Linked DNA regions of Homo sapiens: region 1 is linked to region 2. A link is a contact called in ENCODE Hi-C or POLR2A ChIA-PET data. All regions are on one chromosome and are shown on one strand. The core of a region is the stretch at or near the end of the contact, and the rest is flanking DNA. Distances in the headings are between cores, read along the strand shown. Region 1 overlaps RFTN1 (raftlin, lipid raft linker 1). Region 2 overlaps OXNAD1 (oxidoreductase NAD binding domain containing 1).

Region 1 (6,047 bases), core at 827-3,326, 120 kb before region 2:
TTTATTTAATTGGAGAGTGCTTAGTGTTAATTTCCAGATAAAGTAGGTTGGGGGGGCTTTTGCTGTTAGTTAACCCTGTGTACGTCTCCAGAAATGCATTCTGTGTTTTCTTTTTCTTACTGTTTAAAACCAGATCTCTCTGTCCTTTCCAAAAGTGGAAGTCATCTGGACTTCTGTCCAGGGGAAGTTTGGTGGTTTCCCATATTCTTTTCCAGGATGATACAATGACATGGCCCTTTGGGGAGCATACCTGGTATTTCCACTACCCCATAGGAAGGTGGCAATGCCTGCTCAGCTGGGAGTTTCAGGTTAATGCTTCTTCCATAGAAACTAGATTGATAGCGGAATATTTATTCCTTTGTCCTGTGGTATCTTGGACAACCAGGCCACAGCCCTGGAGGTCACTTCTAGGACATGTCCACTTCTGTCTCCCAGGATAGTCCTTGCCCTCAGGGACACAGAACACTCCTCACCTGATGGAGCTGCTTTCAGATGTCTGGCTGGATTTTGTGGGTTTGGGCCTAGGCCTGGTCACCAGTGGGTGGCCTGTTCTAAGCATGAAACTGCCATGTCTTCCTCCTCAGGAACTGTGTTAGTTTTCTGTTTTCTTTTTTTGGTATTAGTTTTCTATGCTCTGTAATAAATGATAACACATTTCATGGTTCAAAATGGTACGTATTTATTATCATATGGTTTCTGTAGTTTATCAGGGTTCTTTGCTTCAGAATTTTATCAGGCTGTAATATCAGTGTTGGCTCAGGCTGCAGTCTCATCAGAGGCTCAACTGAGGAAAGCCCCACTTCCAGCCTCCCTCAGTTTGTTGGCAGGAATCATCTCCTTGTAGTTGTAGGACTGGGATCTCTGTTTTCTTGCAGCTGTTGGCCAGGGACTACCCACAATTTCTTGCCATGTGGCTCTCTCCTTCTTCCTGAAGCTTTCTTCTTCAAAGCCAGTAAGGGATTCTCTAGCTCAGAGGGAGTCATATAACATAATGCCATCACAGGAGTGACATCCATCACCTTTACCATGTTTTATTGAGTAGGTGCAAGTCACAGGCCCTGCCCCCACTGAAAGGGCTGGATTGCACAAAAGTGTGAACACCAGGAGGTGGGGATTGTTGTGGGGGTCATCTTAGAGTGTGTTTGCCACAGCAACCATGGTCTCCCCACCACCACCTCACTCCCCACCTCCAGTGCTGAGAAGCCCAGAAACTCCCTCTGGCAGCTCTATAGGGCTTTGCTAGTGGATTTAATGCTGTTTTTCATAGGATTAGTGGCAAGGAGAGAGTTTCTGTGTGACTGTGCCTTCTGCCTTCAGCTCTTCCTCTGTGAGGCCATAGCTGCACCATCACAGAGTGCTGACTTCAAGGCTGGGCAGCCAGCATCTGTCCTCAAGGGGTTTAGGGATTTTTCCCCCTTCCTCTCCCTTTCAGCCATTCTTCAGTGTAATAATCCTTTCATTTCAAATTGAGGAGCTAATTCCCAAAGGCAGGAGAACGCCTATTACTTGCTCACCTATTCCCCCAATATGCATTAGATTTGCTTTTCCAAGAAACCATAGGCTGAGATGTAATTTTCCATGGTTCATCTAAAAAATTTGTAATGCCTATTTTTCTTGATCTTTTGTGCCCCTTTCAGTTCAGATGTAACTGAGTTAATTATTTGAAGAAATGAACCAGAGCTTCCTTTCTTGTTATAGAACTTCTTGTTCCAGAACCAGAGATGGTACTTATTAGATTCTATGCTAAAGATTATTCCCTAGAATCGATCTGGGCTGTGAGTTGCTTACAGACCAACTTGTCTTCCTTTTGTTCATCCTGTGAATGTTGTACTTAATGGATACAGCATTGACTTATTTAAAATGATTATAGTTTTTTAGTCTATTCATTTGAAATCTCAATGGATATTTCTAAATAACCTCATATAGCCTGTTTCCATGTAACAGAACAGCTGGATTTTAGATTTTAGAACCCCCTCTCCCTCATCCTGATTTTTGTTGTTTGAGACCTCACATGGTACGTATGACAGTGTGTCTTGACCAAGTCTTCTTTTCAAAGGTCTGGAATCATCTGCCTTAGTTCCTCTTAATATGTCTTTTGTTTGGGGAGGAAATGAGAACATGAGTCTAGTCTCTGACCAAGTATTAAGGCAAAAAGGTTAGGGTTCAGAATTGGTTTATTCTTTTGGGATTAGTTTGTTCCAGATTGAAATCAGTTTATTGTTTTACATTTTGAATGTATGCGCCACAGTACCCTACCCTTGGAAGGGTATGTTGGAAAGAAAAATAAAAATAAGCTATTGAAGTTTGCTTACCAAATCACAGTTGCACACCTGGGGAAAACCAAATCCTCTTTCATTTTTTTCACTTTTAAATTTAAGGTGAATCATACACAGATGGTTAATGGTAGCAGAAATTGCTTTTAATGCTATATAAGAATCTTAGAAATTTATTTAAAACGTTGCAGCAAATACACAGTTAGAAACTGGTGAGATGCATGTATCTCAGGAGTTCAGTGTGGAAGTGCCTGCTTTATGCATTTTCTGGACAGTCCTGCTCTCACAGGGACTTCAGGGGCCCCTCTTTGGTAGAACAGCCTCATAAGTGGGCCAGGAGGGCTCTGCTCCCTCCTCCACCAGTGCAGATTAGCTGTGTACATGAGCCCTGGACAAGGAGCTGGGAGCCTTGGTCTCTAATTCCCACTCCCCAATACCACCAGCCACCTAGAAGAGACAGCACGTTCTGCCAGCCTTTAGCTGCAGTACCACTCTTGTTGCCTTATGCCTGGCTGGGCCAAGGAATCCTCTTCAATTTCTGACACCCACGTGATTTCCACTCTAGTGTCATACAGGAGCCCTGCCTGTGAATGGCTGTGAAGTGGTGGAATTTCCTCCTGGTGACCACTTGCTGCTGGCTCTCCTGAATGGGTGCAGTTTTGAACTGTGCTGTATCACAGGGATGTCTATGTGGTGGTGCTTTGGAAAGCAGCCCCTGTGTGCAGAGATGGCAGGGTGCGCTAGGAAGCCTCTCCTTTGACAGCAAGACTACAGGCCTTCACCTCAGACAGCCGTTTACACCCACGCTGTTTTCCCAGAATTTCTTTTAGTTGCTCAGTAGTCTTTCTTTAATGCATCTTTAATTTCCATAGATTTTGCCAGATTGCCCTCTAAAGGGGTTGAACCCTTTTAAAGTCTTTTAAAAATTAATTTTTAATTTTCTAAGTGATATAGGAATATATTCTTTTCATTTAAAAATGAAAACAATTAGGGATTATGGCTAAATTCACTTTTGATCACCACCCCCACACCCATACCATCACCACCCATCCCCATCCCCATCCACATAAGCCTTCCCCATTCCCCAGGGGTACCTGCTATTATTGGTTTGGTGTATGTCTTGCTTGTTCTTTTTCTGTGCCCTGGCGGATATAAACCAATGGGACATAGACATTACTGGAGTGAGAGTTTGTGTGTGTGTGTGTGTGTGTGTGTGTGTGTGTGTGTGTGTGTGTGTATAACATGTAAGCTGTATTGTACCAAACCCATCATTCTATAATGATGTGTTTTACATGATGCTACATCTTAGAGGTCTTACTATGATGTGGATATGTATATATTACTTGAGTAGTTTCCATAAACCATTTTTCATCAGTGCCTTTTTGACGTTACTTTCGGGAAAGAATCTGGGGCTTCATTAAAGACCCAATGATTCTTTTTAAAAAAAAAAAAAAATATTCTGCGTCTGGGCACAGTGGCTCATGTCTGTAATCCCAGCACTTTGGGAGGCCAAGGCGGGCGGATCACCTGAGATCAGGAGTTCCAGACCAGCCTGTCCAACATGGTGAAACCCCATCTCTACTAAAAATACAAAAAAATTAGCTGGGCGCAGTGGCGGGCGCCTGTAGTCCCAGCTACTGGGGAGGCTGAGGCAGGAGAATGGCGTGAACCTGGAAGGTGGAGCTTGCAGTGAGCCGAGATCACGCCACTGCACTCCAGCCTGGGCGACAGAGCAAGACTCCGTCTCAAAAAAAAAAAAAAAAAATTAGCCGGGTGTGGTAGTGGGTGCCTGTAATCCCAGCTATTCGGGAGGCTGAGGCAGGACAATTGCTTGAACCCGGGAGGTGGGGGTTGCAGTGAGCCGAGATCGCGTCATTGCACTCCAGCCTGGGTGACAAGAGTGAGACTGTCTCCAAATTATGCAAGATATTAATCTGTTTCTGTGTGTGCTTTTCTTTCTCTTCAGATCTCAGAAAACTGATCTTCACAATGAAGGCTACATCTTGGAATTAGATTGCTGTTCCTCCTTAGACCACCCGACAGACCAGAAACTCATCCCAGAGTTCATTAAGAAGGTGAGCGCTACAGTCAGGGTACCATTGAAGAGGTTTGCGAGTGTTCCCCTGAGTGAACAGGCAGGTAGCTGCCTTAGGACAGATCAGCCACACTCAAGAGGCCATGCAAGAGCTGTGACCTAAACCTTTGGCAGCCCCACAGGGAAGCAGCCCCCTCCAGAGCTGACTCTGGAACAAGATGGCTAACCCCTCCTCCCCAGGCATGCAGGAGCCCGGGTCCTGTCTTTTCCAGCTGGAGTGGGGTTAACAGCTGACAGACCTGCAGGCCTGCGCCGGGACTCCTTTCAAACCCTCATGGTAATGTGACTTCCCAGATCCCACCTTCCTTTTATCTATGGGTCTTCATTGCCGCAAGCCCCCTTCCCTTCCTAGTGTGGAAGCATGCCAGAGTCCTGGGCCACCCACATTCGAACATACCAGGGAAAACTGCGTAGTTGCAGGGAATTCATATTTCTTCATGCCATATGAGGTTTTGTGCCTAACTGTAGGGTCTACTTGAGTTTTAATATGACATTTACTACAGAAGGAATGTCCTAGCCCCAAATTGGGGCTGAGTTCACTGCTTGATGCTTATCTTGTTCTCTCTTACCCAGTGTTCCCTAGTAATCGACAATTCCCCCACCCCATACAGGTGATTGTGATTTGAGGTCCAATCAGCCAATTAGGGAATTTGTTAATAATTATTGTCAGCTGTCAGCTTTGGGCCAGGAATAGTACTAGATGTTGGGATACAGAGAATAAAACAGCCGAACTAGTGAACCATATGAGGTTTTGTGCCTAACTGTAGGGTCTACTTGAGTTTTAATATGATATTTACTACAGAAGGAATGTCCTAGCCCCAAACTGGGGCTGAGTTCACTGCTTGATGCTTATCTTGTTCTCTCTTACCCAGTGTTCCCTAGTAATCGACAATTCCCCACCCCATACAGGTGATTGTGATTTGAGGTCCAATCAGCCAATTAGGGAATTTGTTAATAAATATTGTCAGCTGTCAGCTTTGAGCCAGGAATGTACTAGATGCTGGGATACAGAGAATAAAACAGCCGAACTAGTGAGTGTTACCAGCAGAAGTGGCCGGGGCTGAGGAGCAAGGGGATCCGGAAGGTACTTGGAGCTGAGATGGGAAGGATGACGGGGTGTCTTTGGGGATGCGGCTGTGCTCGGACAGGTCGGGAAGCCCTCCAAACAGGGAACAGTGTACATGAGGGCCTGAGGCAGGAGGGAGTGAGGGGAATCAAAAGAACGTCAGAGGGAGAGTGAGGGTCGGGAGAAGGGGCCAGAGACAGCTGGGACAGGGCTGTAAAGGCAGCGGGAAGCCGTTGAGAGGAATTTTGTATAACAGTAAAATGATTAGGCTGTCCCTTTAAAGGAGATTTGTTTCCTTGCTGCCACCCTCCCTTCAACATGTATTGAGTGTTCAGGCTCCAGGGACTCTGGGAGTAGCCGCTCATGTATGGGTCTATGGCCCATAGACCAGGAGCCAGATGATCTCTGAGGTCAGAATTTCTGGTAATTTTACTAGGATGAGGGAGGCTCTTTCTACTCTGGTAGAATTCAGATTATTATTTAAGAAATGGGGGAGGGGGGAAGTAGCTTTTGTTCACATACGCATAAGCCTGAGAACACAAGTGTTTTAATAACGCATGTAGCTTTCTATAGAAATAGAGCTATCTTTGTTTGGATTGCTGCAAATAATCAA
Region 2 (5,996 bases), core at 3,426-5,925:
CTTTCCAGACACTGAAATAGAGAGGCAATGGCACCGTGGATTTAGCTGTGCTCACCTCTGGGAAGAAGCAGTACTATGTAATCAGATAGTTTCCCCTCCAAAAATGACAGAATAATAATTTAATTCCCTTTATTTAGGATGGTTAGGACAAAATAATCTGATTTATAGATTTACCATTTACATGACACAGAGAGCCAACTTTTTAGAACTTGTCTAAAATATAAAATATTTTAATTCTAAAGCAGTATTCAACTGAATACCGTTTGGTGACCCAGAAAATACTTCCAGATCCCAAAGTCTCTGACTCATACTTAATGCATCAAAGTTTCTTTGACCTTTCTTAGAAGCTCTTTCTGGGCATGTACCCTTTTACTCAAGCCCAGGTTTCTTAGGTGAATCAAATGAGCTTAACACAAATTTTGTGGGTGGCAGAGATACCCAGATCATCGCGTTTAAACAGGCAGTGTGCTTACCGTATTGTGAACCCAGAGGGCAGGAGGGTGGTTCGTATATTTCACTGCCAATTCTATCACTCTCTCTTGTTCTAGCAGTCTGGGACTGGAGCATATTGAAAACCCACCAACCACAGAGACTCCTGGAATAAAGAAATCAACCCTAAAAAGAAAGCCAAATAAATGATTATTGTTGAAGCAATTTTAAAAATTGGTAAATTAAACAGAATTGACAAACCTTTGCAAGACTATGAAAAAAAATTACTAAAATCAAGAATAAAAGAGGAGATATCATCACAAAGCTTATAGAAATAAAAAGAATTATAAAGGAATTCCATGAACAACTATATGCCAAAAAATTAGCTAACTTACATGAAATGCACACATTCCTAAAATGACATAAACTACCAAATCTGACTCAAGAAGAAAGAAAATCTGAGCAGACCCATAACAAGTTAAAGGATTGAGTTAATAATTTTAAAACTTCCCACAAAGAAAAGCTCAGGCCCAGGCCAGTCGCAGTGGCTCACGCCTGTAATCCCAGCACTTTGGGAGGCCAAAGCAGGTGGATCCCCTGAGGTCAGGAGTTTGAGACCAACCTGACCAACAGGGTGAAACCCCGTCTCTACTAAAAAAAAAATACAAAATATTAGCCAGGCGTAGGGACGCATGCCTGTAATCCCAGCTACTTGGGAAGCTGAGGCAGAAGAATCACCTGAACCTGGGAGGTGGATGTTGCAGTGAGCCAAGATTGCGCCACTGCACTCCAGCCTGGGCAACAAGAGCGAAACTTCATGTCAAGAAAAAAAAAAAAAAGAAAGGCTCAGGTCCAGATGGCATCCTGTTAAGTTCTATCAGACATTTAAAAATTAATACAAATCCTTCAAAATCTATTCCAAAAACAGAAGAGAACACTTCTCGACTCATTTTATGAGGCCAGTATTACCCTCATACCAAAGCCAGACAAAGACATTGAAAGAAAACTATAGACCAGTATCCCTTCTGAATTTAGGTACAAAAATTCCAGGAATACAAGGTTGGTTTAACATCTGAAAATAAATAAATGTAATACACCACTCAGTAGAATAAATGACAAAACCCACATGATCATCTCAATAGTCAAGAAAAGACATTTGACAAAATCCAACACTTTTTCATAACAAAAATACTCAACAAATTAGGAATAATTGGGAACTTTCTCAACCTGATAAAGGGCACCTACAAAAGACCCATAGCTAACATCCTACTTAATGGTGAAATGCTGAAAGTTTCCCCCCTAAGAGAAACAAGATTAGGATGTCTACTTTCACCACTCCAACTCAACATTGTACTAGAGGTTCTAGCCAAAGTGAGTAAACAAGAAAATGAAATAAAACGTGATCAGAACAACTAACATCCTACTTAATGGTGAAAGGCTGAAAGTTTCCCCCCTAAGAGAAACAAGATAAGGATGTCTACTTTTACCACTCCAACTCAACACTGTCCTAGAGGTTCTAGCCAAAGTAAGTAAACAAGAAAATGAAATAAAAGGCATTCAGATTGCAGAGGTGGAAGCTGCAGATGGTATGCTGTCATATATAGAAAATACTAATGTATTCACTAAAAAGATATTAGAACTAATAAATTCAAATAAGTTTGCAGGATACAAGATCAACAGACAAAAATCAACTGTATCTCTATACACTAGCAACGAACAATCCAAATGTGAAATTTAGAAAACCAATTACACTTATAATAGCATAAAAAAGAATAAAATAATTGGGAATAAATTTAACAAAATAAGTGTAAGACTTACACAGTAAAAACTACAAAACACCATTGGAAAAAAATTAAAGATCTAAGTAAATGGAAGCATATTCCATGTTCATGGCATGGCAGACTTAAATATTGCTAAGATGGCAATACTCCTCAAATTGATCCACAGATTCAATGCAATACTTACTAAAACCCCAGGTGTTTTCATTGTAGAAATTGACAAGTTGATCATAAAATTCATATGGAAATTTGAGGAACCCATAATCATCAAAACAATCTTGAAAAAGAAGTTTACATTTGTAGGACTCACAGGTCCTGATTTCAAAAGTTACTACAAAGCTACAGTAATGAAAATGCTGTTGTACTGACATAAGGACAGACATGTAGATCAATGGAAAAGAACGGAATGTCCAGAAATAAAGCCTTAAATTCATGGTGAATTGATTTTAGACAAGGCTGCCAAAGCAATTTAATGGCAAAAGAACAGTCTACTCAACAGTGGCACTGGGAGAACTGAATAACCACATACAAAGAATGAATTTGGACCCCTATTTCACAACATATACAAAAATTAAGTCAAAACAGAGCAGAAACTTAAATGTAAGAGCTAAAATTATAAACTCTTAGAATAAAACACAGGAGTAAGACTTCATGGCAATGGCTTCTTAGATATGACCCCAAACCAAAAGGGTTGGAAAAAAAATAGAGAAACAGATTTCATCAAAATTTAAAACTCTGTGCTACAAATGTTATCATCAAGAAAGTCAGGGCCAGGCACAGTGGCTCATGCCTATACAAATCCCAGCACTTTGGGAGGCCGAGGTGGGTGGATCACCTGAGGTCAGGAGTTCGAGACCAGCTTGGCCAACATGGTAAAACCCCGTATCTACTAAAAATAAAAAAATTAGCTGGGCATGGTGGCAGATGCACCTGTAGTCCCAGCTACTTGGGAGGCTGAGGTAGGAGAATCACTCGAACCCAGGAGCAGAGGTAGCACTGAATCGAGATCGTGCCACTGCGCTCCAGCCTGGGCGACAGAGTGAGACTCCATTTCAAAAAAAAAAAAAAAAAGTTAAGAAGACAATCTACATAATGGGAAAAATATTTTTAAATAATATATCTATTAATATTAAGGTTCTTGTATTCAGATTATATAAAGAACTCTTACAACTCAGTAATAAAGAGACAACCAAATAAAAAACTGACAAAATACTTTAAATTAATATTTCTTCAAAGAAGACATATAAATGGCTAATAAGCACATGAAGAGATGTTCAACATCAATAGTCATTAGGGCAATGTAAGTCAAAATCATAATGAGCTGGCAGTTCACACCCACGTGGATGGCTATAATCAAAGAGACAAACAATAGTGTTAGGGTCTGGAGAAATTGGAACATTTATACATTGCTGGTGGGAATGTAAAATGGCACAGCCACTCTAGAAAACAATTTAATAGTGCCTGAAAATGTTAGTTAGTTAGCATATGACCCAACAATTCCATGCCTAGGTTTAGACCTAAGACAGGTGAAACTGTATGTTCACTCAAAAACTTGTACATGAATGTTCATGGCAGCATTATTCACAATAGCCCCAAAGTGGAAACAATGTAAATGTCCATCAGCTAATGAAGATATAAACAAAATGTGGCATATCCATACAATGGAATGAAGTACTGATACAGGCTACAACATAGATGAACCCTGAAATCATGTTAAGTGAAAGAAGCCAATCACAAAAAGACCACACACTGTATTGTATGATTCTGCTGGTATAAAATGTCTATAAGAGACAAATCCATAGAGACAAAATAGATTAGTGGTCATCTAAGCCGGGCAGGAGGATAGGGAATGAATAAGAATCATTACAGAGTTTCTTTCTGGGATAAAAATGTTCTAAATGTGATTGTGCTGATAGCTGCACAACTCTGTTAATATACTAAAACCTCTGAATTGTACACTTTAAATGTTTGAATTTTATATGAATATATCTCAACATAACAGTCTTTTTAAGTTTTAAAAAGTATGAAAAAAGGGTCAAGAAAAGCAACAAAAACTCTCCCACTAGTATTTGACAGACTTAATAGGCCGATATGGCCTCTGAGTTACACAAGTCTTAACGTTTCCTTCTTTTCTTCTAACCACATCCTGTAGTCTAGAACTCCTGGGTTTCAAGCTTTCAATAATTCTATGCCACAGAAACCCTTTTTTGGTGAGGATTCTAGGAAATGCAATAAACCTAGTCACATACCAAGAAAAATGTATTGGAACACAGAACCACAAAAAATTCTCATCCCCATATCTGGGAAACATAAACATCCAATCTAGGTGTTTCACAGCCATCACAAGAGCAAAAAGTATCATCCTTCCCCAGTTGCTTACCTACATACAGGCCTAAAAGAAAAGCAAAAGATGTTCTCTAATCTGATCTATGACCTTAAAAAAATATTCTCCTGCAGTCTATGGCCTTACATTTCCAGTCATTTATTATAAGTGTTTAAAAACCAGTTCTGGATTGGAAGTGCTCCAGAAAAGGTCTTTGGCCAACTTTAACCTATTTTCACTTGACTCTTTTCCATGAGTACTTTAACTTTCTTTTCATTTCTGACAAGATAAAAATTTAAAAGACTATCGTTAGCATTTGTTAACACAGTTGCTATATGCTATCACAGAGGAGGTATACAAAAATCTCCATTATTTCCATGTTTAAAAAATAAATACATTAATAAGCTACTTTTGCTGCTTCATCTCCTGAACTACAGTGCCCTCTGCTGCTCAATGCTGATGAAGGCCATTCTCTCAGTTGAATGAAAGGGAACCAACCCTCTTCTCTAGTAACTCTGGAAAGCTACCTTTGGAAAAAAAGGACTCCTTCATTAAAAAATACAGAAGAATTTAAGTTACATAAAAACTTCATCTGAATGGATTTAAGAAAATATGCACAATACATATTTCATAAAACATCTGTCCAAGAAAGAATTATACCTTAAACACACACCTTTAAAAATGTCCTTTGCAGGATGAGCACTCTTGGAGCCATGAGTTAAAGCCCTTACTATATACCCAATGAGTGAGTGTATGCAGAAGGAGCCTAGGTGCGCGGTGAAGCAGTGGATGTCCACATCCAACCATGACACACCAGGCAGCCAGGTCCTGTCCACAAAGGGAGCCCCAGTGCCAAGCACACAGCAGCTATACTATGAGATCCCAGAACTCTTTAGTCCTTGCCTACAGTTCTCAGAGCCCCTCACTCATTCACTTAATGCAAACATCTAAGAGAGCACCTGCCTACCATATACAGGCACTGTGGTACTTGCTGGAGGTACAAAGATGCACATATGTCTTAGTTGCTGCCCTCAATGAACCCACTCTAAGAGGAGGAAAATTAACAAATACATACAATTAAATGGGCAATGATAAAATCTGCTTAGCGTAGCGAGGCAAGGCAGAGGAAGGAGGAGTCAATTCTACCAGGAGTACAGGAATTAAGAAAGACTTCACAGAAGAGATGCCCTTTAAACAGTCTTAAAAGACACACAATGCTTACCAGATGAGTAATGGGGGAGGACACAGTTTGAAAAAGATGCCAAGGAATACAGTGCTATGTTATGTGCAGTCCTGTGAGAATCAGGGCTGCCACACATGCTTGTGTAGGTTGCAAGGATATTATCTATCTACAGTGTGGCAGCCCTGCTCAAGGGTAGGTATAAAGTCTTATTTCTCTAATCTTGCTCCTCCAGTGTTTCTTCTTGGTGTCCTCTTTCTCTCAGCAGGGCTCAAAGTTGCTTTCT

The links. Hi-C counts contacts between places; a loop is a spot of excess contacts on that map. ChIA-PET counts read pairs that join two places held with the same protein, here RNA polymerase II (POLR2A). Pooled maps may share reads with other maps.
Region 1: a loop to region 2 is called in a map of prostate gland, with 2.2 times the contacts of the local background. The contact joins two enhancer-like sites. A Hi-C loop is called at or near these places in 1 of 168 maps with a recorded cell type or tissue (prostate gland), 3 of 37 single-sample maps with no recorded cell type and 1 of 50 pooled maps. POLR2A ChIA-PET finds 5 or more read pairs at or near these places in 5 of 52 experiments (A673, OCI-LY7, activated CD4-positive, alpha-beta T cell and 1 more).

Annotation. Positions count from the first base shown.
Region 1 is chr3:16,407,676-16,413,722 of GRCh38, reverse strand. It overlaps RFTN1 (raftlin, lipid raft linker 1), which reads left to right. Exons shown (of 10, transcript NM_015150.2): 4 at 4,240-4,348. Among named protein-coding and RNA genes, the nearest start is that of RFTN1, 100 kb to the left of the region's middle. Within about 2 kb of position 2,076, at least 3 of the 41 ENCODE cell types and tissues checked have a DNase peak (open chromatin) inside an H3K27ac peak, as active enhancers do; they include OCI-LY7, where a contact is called at or near this core.
Region 2 is chr3:16,289,475-16,295,470 of GRCh38, reverse strand. OXNAD1 (oxidoreductase NAD binding domain containing 1) reads right to left here. Exons shown (of 9, transcript NM_138381.5): 6 at 474-615. Among named protein-coding and RNA genes, the nearest start is that of OXNAD1, 27 kb to the right of the region's middle. Within about 2 kb of position 4,675, at least 7 of the 41 ENCODE cell types and tissues checked have a DNase peak (open chromatin) inside an H3K27ac peak, as active enhancers do; they include OCI-LY7, where a contact is called at or near this core.